2 separate regions of the Homo sapiens genome follow, and region 1 is linked to region 2. A link is a contact called in ENCODE Hi-C data. All regions are on one chromosome and are shown on one strand. The core of a region is the stretch at or near the end of the contact, and the rest is flanking DNA. Distances in the headings are between cores, read along the strand shown. Region 1 has its middle 420 kb from the start of NBAS. Region 2 overlaps LOC105373485 (a long non-coding RNA gene).

What was found. Hi-C counts contacts between places; a loop is a spot of excess contacts on that map. Pooled maps may share reads with other maps.
Region 1: a map with no recorded cell type shows a loop between it and region 2 (7-fold over the local background). The contact joins two enhancer-like sites. A Hi-C loop is called at or near these places in 3 of 37 single-sample maps with no recorded cell type and 2 of 50 pooled maps.

Annotation. Positions count from the first base shown.
Region 1 is chr2:15,139,185-15,146,570 of GRCh38, forward strand. It overlaps a transcript of NBAS not described here. Among named protein-coding and RNA genes, the nearest start is that of NBAS, 420 kb to the right of the region's middle. RefSeq lists enhancers at 2,617-3,816, 2,879-2,948, 3,339-3,428 and a silencer at 3,301-3,595. Within about 2 kb of position 3,092, at least 6 of the 41 ENCODE cell types and tissues checked have a DNase peak (open chromatin) inside an H3K27ac peak, as active enhancers do.
Region 2 is chr2:13,519,693-13,526,805 of GRCh38, forward strand. LOC105373485 (a long non-coding RNA gene) reads right to left here. Exons shown (of 2, transcript XR_922814.3): 2 at 1-3,663. Among named protein-coding and RNA genes, the nearest start is that of MIR3125, 790 kb to the left of the region's middle. RefSeq lists enhancers at 2,891-4,090, 3,470-3,839. Within about 2 kb of position 3,664, at least 3 of the 41 ENCODE cell types and tissues checked have a DNase peak (open chromatin) inside an H3K27ac peak, as active enhancers do.

The DNA.
Region 1 (7,386 bases), core at 1,842-4,341, 1.6 Mb after region 2:
TTTCCTTTGAAATGTCACTAACACAGGCCATTATCATCTTTTTTTATAAAAAGTAAGAAGCTTTTAAAAACTACCAGGAAAAAAGGAATGGTCTGCTGCCTTCAGTACTTAGAGAAATCATGGGGAATAGAAAAGCATTTAAGACCCCCCGATTTCACAAATAGTCTTGGCCCTTTTTGTCTTGTCTTCCAGGAAGCTTGGAGTTTAATCTGGTATTCAATTGCTGTTTAAGTGTGATTTTAAGATAGTAAATGTGATTTTAATATGAGTTACTGCTTTTTACTTTCTGCCTCTATCTTCTGTGGTTTTAGTGTATGGTGTGTGTGTGTGTGTGTGTGTATGTGTGTGTGCAAGTGTATACACACTATATAAAAACCACCTCAAATCCTTTACAAAAATAACAAGAATAATATATTTTAGAAGCCAGAAAATCCTGCTTCCTGCTGTAGTCACCATTTATTGGTCTCATTTATGAAGCTAGAACATAAGAGAAACCATGCCTTAGCAAACTGAACAAGGGTCCCTCACCTCCCCTAGTAGTCCTTCATCTGAGAATAGAAGATACGAGACAGGCACTAAGGACATTGGTTCCATTTTTTCTCCCAGAAAACCTTTCCTAAAGCAGTCTCCTGAAATCAATAAGGCAGCCCTGTTTCCTTCAGTAGAGTGTACAGTAGTTGGTAACAGGTTGTATTTTCAAATACAGCCGCAGTAACATCTTTCATCCCATCTGCTCTTCTAATGTGACTTTGACATTCTTCCCACAGAGAGGTGAAGTCTGTTTCCCTCCCCATAAATGTGGGTAGGTTGGTGACGTGGTGGATGTAATGCAATATGACTTCCAAGGCTAGGTTGTAAAGGTGACACAACTTCTGCCTACCTCATTTTAGAACACTTGCTCTTGGAACACAACCACCATGTTGTGAGGAAGCCCAAGTAGCCACATAGAGAGGCCACGTGTAAGTGCCCTGACCAATAGTCCTCACTGAGGTTCCAGTGAATAGCCCGCCTCAACCGTGAGACAAGTGAGTGACAAGCTTTCAGATAATTCTAGCTTCCAGTTGTCAAGTCACCCCACCCTTTCAGTTTTCCCAGAAGAGGCTCCAGACAACATGGAGCAGAAAGAGTTGCCACCATGACCTTTCCAAATTCCTGACCCACAGGGTCTGTGAGCATAATATACGGGTTGTTGGTTGACAACCCTAAATTTGGGGTGGTTTGTAGGAAAAGTGGACATCAAATTGGATAACTGTGGTTCAAATCCTAGTGTTACCACTTGGTGACCTTAACCAAGTCATTTAACTCACATAGTTCTTATGCTTCTCATTTGCAAATGAGATTAATATCTGCTTCACAGAGGTTTGTTCAGGGTTATATAAAATTTTGTACAGGAAAGCATTTGGTAAATATAAAGGAATGCTATTCAAACAGGAAGAACTATTACTTTTTAATTGCAGAAATGTCTGCAGCAATCCAAAGGTGAATTCAGCAGGAATTCTACATGACCCTGGTGGATATGCTAGATGGGGTCCTTGGGGCAGATGCTTCTACCTTAACCTTGATTGTGACCTAAAAGGTAGTCATGAGTAATCCAGAAAGGAAGTGAAAAAGTATGTGAAATACATTTAATATTATACTTGTACTAAATAGGGTTGTTTTGAGCATTAAATGGTATAATACATTCATAATAAGGTTGAACATACATTTTTCAGAAATTCTTTGAGACTTACCTGCAAGCCAGGCTTATCCCCATTCCATGTAGAAAACTAGGGGATTCTTCTTTAGAGAAAATGTATAGGATACAGTATTTAGTAAGTGTTCAATAAATGTACACTATTATTCTTGTGTGATCTGAAATGGTCTTATTTCTGTGCAAAGTATTTCTTTTGGAGGAAATATCTTTCTTGAGATTTTTTAGGAAAAATCCAGTGTCTCTCTGTCTCTGTCTCTCTCTCGCTCCCATCCCCTTTTCCCTTCTCTTTTTCCCCCTCTCTCTCCCTCCCTCCTTCACTCTTTTCCTTCCTCTCCCGCTCCCTCTGCAGAGCTCTACAATTTTGAATTGGCCTAGACTATGGTGAGATTTCCTCTGTTTAAACCCAACATGTGTATATGAGCAAATCTTATGAGTTCAGTGATTTCACACACACACTAGCTCATTTAGTACCGGGGACTGCCCAGTGAGTTGGCAATCACAGCACCCGTTTTACAGACGACAACAGTGAGGCTCAGGCAGATTCGTGGTCTTATCCAGGATGTAGCATCAGCGAATGGCAGAGCTTGGACTGGGGAGAGCCCTTTTCTCTTGATCTGTTTCTTACTCCATATTCTAGAGGCCTGAGACGATGTCATTCTGTTTTTAAACATTACAATTAACCCCTAAACTGAAGCTGAGGAAAGAGTTAGCATGCTGGTTTATAAAGGCTAGACTCATTTTGATACAAAACCAAGATATTTGATGCACAATGTGAACATATTGCTCATTTTCAGCAAAATCAATTTTGTTTTGTTTTGTTTTGTTTTTTGTTTTTACCGTAGGGGCCACTCATGCACTCAGGCAAAGTGGAGAGACTAGAACTCAAAACCTGTGCTTTCTTTAGCAGATCATACCCTTTCCCCCAATAAAAAAGGGGCAGGGGATGCTAGAGAACAGTTCAAATCCAACATCACTGATGTCAGGCACCAAATAAACTCAGCAGATGTTATTATGTCTGTACGGGTTTTGTTTTCCCCTTCCTGGAAAGAGAAATAATGAGCTCTTGAAATTCAGATTCCCATTGACTCTGAAGTCATAAACATATTTAAAAACAGTGTGAGTCTGTGACATTTACAATCACAAAATTCATGTCAGAGAATAAATCCAGCATTACCTCCAATCACTGAATATGGAATACCCATTCATCTCCACCCACGTGTTGGGGGACACACACTTCAGAACGATGATATTCAGAAAATGCCAGGAGGAGTGCATGTCAGAGGTAACCACCCTCAGCAACCCAGCCTGTCAACAGTTGCAAATGCACGAAAAATGAGGGGAACCGGAAGACAGCAGCAGGAAGGAGATAATAGAGCAACTGAGAGCAGCCAGCCTTGACGTTTGTCAACCTCTGCCCGAAACAGCACATGTGGCTTTGCTGAGAGGCACAGGTGTGTGGGCTGAGCTCAGCAGATGAATGTCACATCCGGGAGGAGGCATGTGCATTTCTCAGCTTGAAATGCTTCCCCAACAAAACCAAATAAGGTTCCTGCAGATGACGTCAGGAGGCTTAGCTGCTACTGCCACAAAGGGACAATTTATTGAAGAGCTAAAAATGGTCGCCTCCGCAAGGCTGACAGGCAAATATTTGAGGGAACGCTCCCCTTGTTTTGAAGAGACATCTGCCAGCTCCCTGACTGGCACCTTCCTGCATTAGTCATCCTGCTGGGCCTTGCTAAAAACTCCAAATACAGGTTTATCCCTGCCACATCCTGTTCCCCGAAGGGGCTATTTCCACGGTGCCGGCTGTAAAGTCTTCCTGTCATCTTCCTCTCAAGTGCTCTCTGTCTATCTCTGCAGAGGATGATGGAGAGGGGAGATAAGGAACATTCCATGGATAGAAACACACATCCCCTCAAGAGATATCTTAAGAGCACCTTTGCTTTACTTTTGAACCTACATCTAGCGTACAGATGAGGGCAAGGAAGATGTTGAAACGTTAAAAGAAACATCCCTCCGTTTTGCTAATAGTTTTTATAATTAAAGGTTGAGCAAAGGGTGCCCAAAGAGTCATCCTGACCTCCTGCAACAAGTCATTTTGGAACACTAGCTCTGCAAAAGAAACAAACTGGTCCGTGCAGTATTCTCTAGACTACTCACTCATCAGCCCGTTGAAATATGTACTTGGTTATTTTCTGCTTTCAGCGTGTCTTGTCACCCCAAATAGATCAGAAGATCTGGAAGCCTACTGTTATCATTTACCCCTTTTTGCCACCTACAGGGCTTGACCAGGTACTCAGCCCCTTTCTACAATTCTTTATCTCACTTAAGGCTCACAAACAACCCTGTGAAATCGATTACGATCCTTCTTTTACAAACAAGAATTAGAGGCTCATTGAGCCCGTGGTCCTGCAGCAAGTCCGCGTCTGCAGAGCTGAGATCCACCTGGAGTTTGTCTGACTCTGAAGCCCATACCCTCAGCACCTTCATGTTGCAGGGGCCGCTGCAAATCCAACACTGGTTGACGGAGCAGTTTTGATCCTGAGGCCCTTGTGATTTCACTGAAGAGTCAGTCGAACATGAAACTCAGAACAAACACAAACAACTTAGAAACAAGGGCATGTCTGTGAGATGGGTCTCTGAATGGACTGGATGAATTCTCCACCCACGGGCTTCGTCCTGCCCTTAGAGCCAAACAGAGCACGTGTGTCCCTCTGCAGCCCTTTGGAGGTTTGCAAGTGGTGGTTACATAACCTCCACACACCCCTCGTATGATGGTTAATAATGAGTGTCAACTTGATTGGATTGAAAGATACAAAGTATTGATCCTGGGTGTGTCTGTGAGGGTGCTGCCACAGAGATTAACATTTGAGTCAGTGGGCTGGGAAAAGTAGACCTACCCTTAATCTGAGTGGGCACCATCTAATCAGCTGCCAGCATGGCTAGAATATATGCAGGCAGAAAAATGTGAAAAGGGAGACTCGCCTAGCCTCCCAGCCTACATCTTTCTCCTGTGCTGAATGCTTCCTGCCCTCAAACATCAGACTTCAAGTTCTTCAGTTTTGGAACTCGGACGGGCTCTCCTTGCTCCTCAGACCACAGATAGCCCCTTGTGGGACCTTGTGGTTGTGTGAGTTAATACTATATATATATATTATCCTATATATAAAAATATATATATATATATATATCTCCCATTAGTTCTGTCCCTCTAGAGAAACCTGACTAATACACCTTGTCACATTGTTGTGACTCCACAGCCTGGCCCCCAGGGCCCACCCACGGTCCCTCCCCAACACATATGCACACACAGTGTCAAAAGACAACATGCATTCCACAAATTGTGTAGCATGGCTGTGTCCCAGCTCCTACAGCCCGAGTATGGCTGCCTTGGCAAACCTTCCTGAACTATATGCACCAAGGTAATTTCCAGGCTCAACCCAGGAAAGCCTGACACAGACCAAAGTGTCAAATATGTTCTCCATCCCCATCAACCTCCCAGCCTATTAAATAAAATATAATGTTTGTTTCCTGAAAGAATGACTTTTATGTTTGGCTTGTGTTTATTACTATTGATTCAGATACAATTGCATTCATAAAATGTGTATTGAGCAACTTCTCTGCGTGAGGCACTTTTTAGGTCCTTTGGGGAAGACAGGAGTCGCTACACAATCCTGGCCCTCAAGCAGCTCCCATCCAAGGCAGAGGTACTTCTGAGTGGCCACATTGCTGGCCACTTTTTATCGAACACATCACTACAGCACACATCCACTGGCTTTGTTTTTGCATATCTATCCTCTAAAAAAAAGGCAGCAGAATAGAGGAGAAAGTGCATGGGCTTCGCAGTCAGCTCTGGGTTCAAATCCAAGCTTTGCCAACTCAGAAACAGTCCCATATGTTACGATACAGGTGGTTGCGTTGGTTTATGAGATCTGGTTTTAGCACATGCATGTTTTGAAGGAATGGGGCAGGGCAACTTTCTCACAGTTAAAGAGAAGGCCATAGCAATATATAAAGCCTTAAGGTAAAAGCTGACAATTTGCAGAAGTGCCTTTCTTTACTGCAAAGTGGCTGGCTTAGAGGCTACTAGAACTACTAAGCTTTCCATGAGGTTAAGCTATTTGGTGTAGCTATGAGTAGAGATAATCCTCCTGTAGTAAAACAGTGGGCTAATGAAGACGGCCACACCCTCAATCCAATTTTTAATTTAGATAGAAAGCAGTCTCCACAACCTAATCTCAAAAGAGGACGTACACATCCCATGGCTTAAGGTGGCAAAGAATAGACTGCTTGTGTTGCTGGTACACATACCAGTGACATTCTACATACTCTGCTGGTGTTTTCATTACTCATTTTTAGTTGGTTTTGTCAGCTTTGCGGTTACTAGATTTTGAGTGGCTTGCTTTAACTATTTTCCTCTAAGCCCTGTGCTTTTACACGCAATCTTAAAGAACCCAAGGATGTTTAGGGCCACACATATGCCATTACAGCAAAAATGCATTGAGATGTATGTGTTTGTTTGTATGTGTGTGTGTGTGTGTGTGTGTGTGTGTGTGTCTTCATGCCTAGTGTATGGTGGGTGATTTATAAAGGAAAGCTTTTATTATGGTTTAATCTTCACTCTGAACCTGGAGTTCCAGTTGAGACCTGGTCACTGTGAGACTCAGACCAGCACTGGCTGCTGGTCCTAGAGGCTGCAGGAAGAGGAGCATCTGAGTCCCAGGCTTGTCTCTGCCTGGACTGGGCAGACCACTGGGCACTGAGTCACTGGCTCCTGCCCTCTTACTGCAGCTCCCACTCCTGCTGCAAAAGTATGATGGAATTTTACTCCAAACAGGAGCTTCTCAAAATGAGGTACACCAACCAGTAGCCTCGGCAGCACCTGGCAACTTTTAGAAATGAGAATTCTCAGGCTTGACCTACTGGATCAGAAATTCTGGGGTGGGGGGCCCAGAACATGAGTTATAACAAGCTCTATGAAGGATTCTGATGCATGCTCGAAGTTGAGAGCCACCCATCTAAACATAAGGTGAATGCTTTCTTCGAGACTCCCTGAGTTGGAGAAAACACTCTTTCATTCATTCATTTTTCCATTTCTCATTGGAAAAATATCTATTGAGTATCTAGCGTGAACTTGATACTGTTCTAAGTGTTGAGAATGAGTAAAACAGAGAAACATCTTTGCCACCTTGGAACAACAGAAAGCAATGGTTAAGATCTCAAAGTCAGGGGCTGGCTGGCCTGGTATGAATCTCAACTGTGCCACTCACTAGCTGTGTGACTCAAGGCAAGTTACTTAAATGCTTGTGCTTCAGTGTCCCCATTTGTGCAGTGAGATGATAGTGGTCCCTATTTCATAGAGTTGTGGTAAAGAATAAATAGACTATGGTGTTTAAAGCCCTGTTTGGTACCTAGTACGCACTTAAAATGGCAGTTATTCATGACACATATTTAAGGATGGCAATAGTGGTCATCTTGAGTTAAATCTGATTTCAGGATAAAATGTGATGCATATCTTCTACAAGACCAGAAGAAACCTTTGTGATGATGGACTGCAGACGGCTGATAAAGGCAATTTTAAAAGAAAACTCAATGAAAGTCCAACACCCCCAGTCAGAAGCAGATGGGTAGAAGCAGTCTGGGAGCTGCTCACCACAAGGGGCTGAGAGGGGCTGTGGCATAAATGAAGGGGA
Region 2 (7,113 bases), core at 2,414-4,913:
AGGTTGTACATTGTTCTTTGTGTTACAAATTCTAGGAACATGAAGATAATGGGCGAGGCAGCTAGTCAGGGGCACAAGGACTAAACTTTTCCTAGGCATAGTGTGGCATCATATACATACTCATGTCTCTCTGGCCCTGCACACCTTGCAGACTTCAGACTGCTCGGAGCTATTTTCCTTTCCTCATTTCTCCTGTTTATAAAAAATCTTCCCATGGAAGCAGTGATGATCAATCTCTTAGGCCTTCATCCCTTGGCACTGGGAAGGCTCATTCTTGGATAATCCTCAGTCAAGTCATTGATTTCTATAACTGTCATTTCTTGTTAAGTCATCTCCAGTCTTCAGAATTTCATGCTTTTGGTTTTCTCAGAAGAAGAAAAACTGATAAATACATAGTAAAAAACCTGTTTCATTGGGGATTCAGTCCAAATTATTGGAAAATGACAAAAACTCAAAAACAGTGGTCAGGGCTGGAATCTAATAACAGGTATGCTATAATTTTTCTCTGAACCATAATTTTTCTCTCTCCAGTTTCCCATTTACACCTAAGACAAATCTTAGTAGGACCAATTTACTTCCAAAATAAGTTTTAGTGTTGTACTGAGCCTGATTATTTTCAAAAAACACAACAAGAATAGCGATTACCATATAGGCTCTTTTAAATTGGCTTTGCTGAAACTTTCTTAAGGAATTTCAGATTAGGCTTTTATAAGTCTCCAGGCTAGGAAGCCAAGTCAAAGATTCACAATTAGAATGTGCCTGTAATACCTGTACAAATTGAATAAACTTCTCCCTTCTCAAGGTCCCCAAGATATCTTGAGTTTCCTGGGCCTGTTGGATATTGACATTCTTTACTTACTGCAAGGTCAGAATTTTTGAAAGGAACTATGTAGACAAAGTACCAGGTCAATCTCTCTGAGGACTTTTTATTGACTCTATAAAGTCAATCTTAATTTTTTAAAGCAGTCTGATAATATCCAAAAATATGCCATTTTGGTCATAGCCTTAGTATAATAATCAGTGTATCTTATTTTATGGTTACCATAAAATAAGATTATTAATAAATGGATTTTAAATTTTGGAGAAATAAGGTATAGAGAATGTTGTTCACAAATGTTATATTTCACCCAATTCTGTAAGCTATAAACAGCTCAAAAAAGTTTCATTTACTCTGCAAAACAAATATAAAAAGAATCAGCAATGTTTTAAACACAAAGTCCTAAAAAGCATTTCAGTCTTCTTTTTCTATCAGTTCAGTCCCACATAATAAATTCTCATTCTGCTTGATGTTGAGTTAGAAATCTTCATGAACACATCAGTTTATGGGAGTTCTTAAAGTCTTTACTTAGTCTAATAATACAATCTCCAAAGTTATTAGAAACCTGTATTCAAGAGTACTTGTCAGGGTTCATTCTCATGAATTGTCTTAAAAAAAAAAAAAGCAAATTTTGGACTGTTGTCAATTGTAAACCACTTTCTGAGAAGAATCCAAGTAAAACAATAATTTTCTATGAATGACAAAAGACTTAGACTAACCATGGTTAAAAACACAATTGACAAGGAAATTCTGTGGCGAATGACAGTGTAACATAATAACCATATTTGTGTCTGACAACATATGTTAACACATCATAATTTTAGGAATATCATACAATTTTGAAAGACAATAATACAATATATCTCCTCTAGAGATATACTATATTATTTTATTATTATTATTACTACTATTATTTGTGGTATCAAAAATAGTGAAAAAAGGATCAGAAGTGAAAAGAAACAAAAGAATAAGTCTTATAAGAGCCAATTTGGGGGCATGTTAAGCTTTCTAAAAGGCAAATGATGTTTTACATTTTTCTCAGCAAAAATTATGCCAACAAGATAGGAAGTAACCAGAGGGATCAAACACATTTAAAAAGAGTTTCAGTCAACGGAAAAAAATCCCCCAAAACAGGATCCAAAAGAAGAAAATGCAGAAAGCCCCTTTTATTCTTATTTTTAAAATTATAGCCTAAATGTCAGCTTTTAGTTAAGCTGACTTCTGACCATAGAGCTCTAAGAAAGAATCTTTTTAAATTTCTTATTACCAGATTTAATTCAAGACAAACAAACTACTCTGATTCAGTTTGTGTGGTGCAAAAACCAGCTTTTTTTTCCAATTGTGTGCACAAAGAATTATTTTCAACATAGCAAAGGATTCTTATTTTGGTTACTGCTGTTTATGATCGTCCCAGTGAAATGGCCTCATTGTGGAGTAACACCCAAGATCTGTTGTCTCACAGACACAGAAATCTAGGATGCAGATGCATAAAGTGTCAGGTTGAGAGTGGAAGTTTAATAGGCAAAAGAAAGAGAAGAGCTCTCTGTTGCAGACAGGGGTCCAGAAAAATGGGTTGCCGGATCCATGGTGAAATGCAAGGGGTTTTATAGATGCCTGGTGAGGAGGCAGTGTTTGATTTACACAGGGTGTGAAACATTGGTTGGACCAGGTGTGCCACTTGCATAGGTCATGAAAAACTGGTTGGGACTAGATGTGCCGTGTGCATAGGGTATGAATTTCTGGCCACCCCTACCATAATCTTTTATTATGCAGGCGGGTCTTCTGCCTGAGCTGTGCCATGTTGCCCGTTTCTTTACTCTACACATGGTAACAAGAAAAGGGAAGATGGAGCCTCCGTGTTGGACATGCCTGGCCCCCAGGTGGCCCTTTTCTATTGGTGCCTCTGCCAGCATTCGCCCGTGCAAGCTTCCTGCTTGATTATCTATGTTTGCAGCTCTATTTTTCAGGCTGCTCTTTGTTAGAAAAGCAATGATTTGGGGGGCTGCTTTTTGTTAGAAGGGAAGCTCTGCCAAGAACTCTGTTGCCCTCACTATCTGCCTAAATAATTTCTGCCTTCTGTATCACCAGGTTAGGTGGGTCCACTTTCCTAGGCCTTTACAAGAGGATACCCCACGAGTGTTATACATAAATCCAGCTGGTGTTTCTAAAAGGAATACTCTAATTTTGATGCTTGACTTCCCATAATTTAGGAACTTTTCAAAAGTGTCAAGCCTGGGAATGTATTTAGGGTGAAAGTGTAACTTATCTCAGACTGTCTCTAACTTCCAGGGAGCAATAGTGTGCTCAGTGTATGAGGACCAGACTTTCATAGTGTACCTGTTTGGAAGAGCAAAAAGAGGGAACACTTTTCGGTTAGAAACTAACAGGAATTGGTCTCAAATAAAAGGATAGGTCTGAATTTTTAAGCAGAAGAAACAGTTTTAATCTTAAAAGTAGGCCATATAAAACAAAACCATCCGTGTCTAACTGCCAATCCTTTGACCTGAACCTCTGCTGTGAGACAGAGGCAGAAAAACCTTGACCTAAGCCTCCAGTCCTGAGGCAGAGGTGGAAGAACCTTGATCTGAACCTCTCCTGTGAGACACAGCAGCAAAAAGACATTTTCTACAGAGCTCTTTACTTGGAGCTTGTGTCCAAAGACAGAGACCAAAGCCCTCTCTTAAAGAAAAGAGACAGTTTGAAAAACAGCCAAATAAAGTCTATATTTCAACCAAGGAGTGGGAGGTCCTAATTCTGGAGAACTTACCCAGAACACCCAGTGGGACTTCTGAAGATGCAGAGTTCGTGCTGGTATCAAGCACTGCTTTCAGGCAGAAACACCGCACCTGGTGGTGAGAATGAGTCACTCTGAATCCTGCTGACGATGCCAGATATGCCTATCTCAAAGGAACCTGCTGAGCTAAAATTAATCTATTACTAAGCAGAGTTTACTTGGGCCAAGTTTGAGGGCTGCAGCCCAAGAGCATAGATTCTATTTGTCCTGAATATACACTCTGATTAGCAACAGTAACAAGTGGATTTTAAAGGGAAAGAAAGAGTCAGTTCCTGAGGTTTTTACCGAGGATTTACATTAAAATAATATAAGCCATTGATTGGCTCAGCATTGTTCTTTGTATCATAAATTCTAAGAACATGAAGGTATTGAGTGAGGCAGTCAGGAACAAAATGACTTTAAACAATTTCCCCTAGGCATGGGTGTGGGGTGTGAGCATGACTGAATCCCATACCCACGTCTCTCTGGGTCTGCATACTTTGCAGATCTCAGACTGCTCTCAGCTATTTTCCTTTTCTCAAGTTTCACATTCTCAGTGTAGAATATTTTTGTCACAGGCTATTTTATATGTGGACATACAGAATAGGCGAAGGAACTTTTTAATACAATAAAAAATACACACAATGAAACTGGTAGTATGTATTTAACAAAAATCATATGGAAAATTAAGGTCATTTTAATAAATAAGTGACTTTGAGATGGGGGAGGGAATTCATGGGGTCTTATAAAGCCTGTAACATCCTAATGAGTTTGTCGCTTTGTTTTGGTTGCCTAATATCCATAAAACTCTCATAAATTTAAAAATCTATATATTAAAAATGTTTAATGAAGCAAAGGATGCAGAAAAGATTTTATTCTGTTACAGTCAGAAAAAGATGTCTTAGGCAGCTCAGGCTGCTATATCAAATACCATAGACTGGGTAGTTTAAACAACAATAATTTCATTTCTCACAGTTCTGGAGGTTAGAAGTCCAAGATGAACTCTGGAGGTTAGAAGCCCAGCAGGATCAGATTCTCTTCCTGGATTCTATCTGGCTGCCTTTTCATTGTCCTTACATGGTGGAGACAGTGATCAAGCTCTCTGGTGTCTCTTCTTATAAGGGCAACAATCTCATCATTAGGGCCCCACCCTTACAACCTCATCTACCAAAGGCTCTATCTCTGAATACTATCACATTTGGGGATTACAGCATCAACATATACATTTTTAGTGGACATAATTGAGTCCATAGTAGAGTGGCAATTTTAATTAAGCAAAAAATGCAGAGGAGACTATCTGTTACACTCAAAAAAGGGATTAATCCAGCATTCACTCCACAACAAACACAAAGTATGAAAAGTTGATGAATAAAGCATCCACACGTGAAAATTTTCAGTTTTCTTTTTTAAAGTTAAATGTAAAATCAGAAGTGAAACCAAGTTACAATTGTGGTGAACCCTGGAAGTAGCTCTGTTAATACCTGGGGAAAACCAGCTTGTTACTCCCAACTCATAGATTTATAGAGAAATAAATTATGGCTTAGAGAGATGTAACCCTGTTGAGATAAATAATGAGTTAGCAGCCAAGCTAGAGAAAGGATATAGCCCTCCGCGTTCCCACTGCTTTTCCCACCTCACTTTCCTAATAAGCCACTTACAAAACTGGATTCATGTGAAAATATATCCACTTGTTCTTCATTTTGATGTACTTCATAGTCAATGTCTTTCCTAATGATGTCAATCTAATTGAAAAGTTAAAAAAAAGAAAGCCAATATATAGGTGACTAATTTTATTGTTTTAATCCATGTTCTATATTCAAGATAAATGATAAATTGTGACATGCCTTCAGCTGTGCTGCAATGTCATTAATAAAAACGAAAGGAAGAGACAGAATAATAGGGTTGAAGACTCATAGATGTCTTATAGCAGTTAAGAAATGCTATTTTTAAACAACATTATATTGGCTCTACTGTCCTTAAATGTGTAAATTAAATCTTCCTGAAAACAGTTCATAGTAGACAAATGTTACAGGTAAATGCCATTCAGCGCTTAATCACTATTGGCAGATACGAGGTGTAACAGAGTCATACTGACACAGTAAATCAATGAGTAGTAATATTAATATGGAAATTCTTTGGTATTAATGACTTCAGTACCAAATAAGTCTAGAATTTATTTTCTCCCAGTATGCAGAATAAGAATTTGAAATGATTTCACACACACACACACACACACACACACACACACACACACACACATATATATATTTGGTATGTGCTAGCATGGTTTACAGTGAAGACATTGACAGGGTGAAAGAAAAAGGAAGGGTTTAAAGATGATACTGTATTTTTTTTCACATTAAGTAGGAAACAAGAATGGTTCAAAATTGGTCAACATAGTAGATATTGAATGGAATATAAATCAATGGAATTGTGGTAGAGTGAAAAAACGGCCACATTTTTTTCCCATCCATGTAGGTACGTTCTTCCCAATGTGACTTTGCGACTCCTCAAAAAAGAGGTGAAGTTTTTCTCTCCATCCTTAGAATCTCGGCATGGCCTTGCAAATTGCTTTGGTCAGAGGGCATTAGCAAGTATGATACAAGTAAAAACTTGAAAAGTGTTTGCTTACTGAGGGTTGGCCTCTTTTCCTACTGGGAACCCAGGAACTACTGTAGCAGGATGAGCCACAGAGAAAACTCCTCAGACACCGAGTTAAAGAAGGAAGGGGTTTATTTGGCCAGGGGCATCGGCAAGACTCCTGTCTCAAGAGCCGAGCTCCCTGAGTGAGCAATTCTTGTCCCTTTTAAGGGCTCACAACTCTCAGGGGGTGCGTGTGAGAGGGTCGTGCTCCATTGAGCAAGCAGGGGGTACGTGACTGGGGGCTGCGTGCACCGGTAATTAGATCGGAACGAAACAGGATAGGGATCTTCACAGTGCTTTTCTATACAATGTCTGTAATCTGTAGATAACATAACTGATTAGGTCAGGGGTCGATCTTTAACTACCAGGCCCAGGGTGTGGCGCTGGGCTGTCTGCTTGTGGATTTCATTTCTGCCTTTTAGTTTTTACTTTTTCTTTCTTTGGAGGCAGAAATTGGGCATAAGACAATATGAGGGGTGGTCTCCTCCCTTATTCTCCCTATTTGAGACTCTCACTCAATAGTGGGAGTTCTCACTTTCATATTTACTACCCATGTCTTCTTGCAAGACAGATCGATAGTGATTCATATAGTACACTTGTGCTGAAGCATTTTGGTGAACTAAGGTAGCAATGAAGCTTTTTATCATTTGAAGAAGTACAGGTAGCAAACAAGGGAGCAGTAAGTAGCTTCCTATTACTATTATAACTCTTATTATAAGAGTTTTAAATCCTCTTAGCGCTGGGAACCATTTTCTAAACACGGCCCCAGCATCAAATCCATGCCACACTTGCACGGGCAAATGTGCCAGTTTTGTCATATCTCTAACTATGTCTTCAACTACTTGCCCTTGATTATCTATGTGTAGGCAGCAATTAGTAA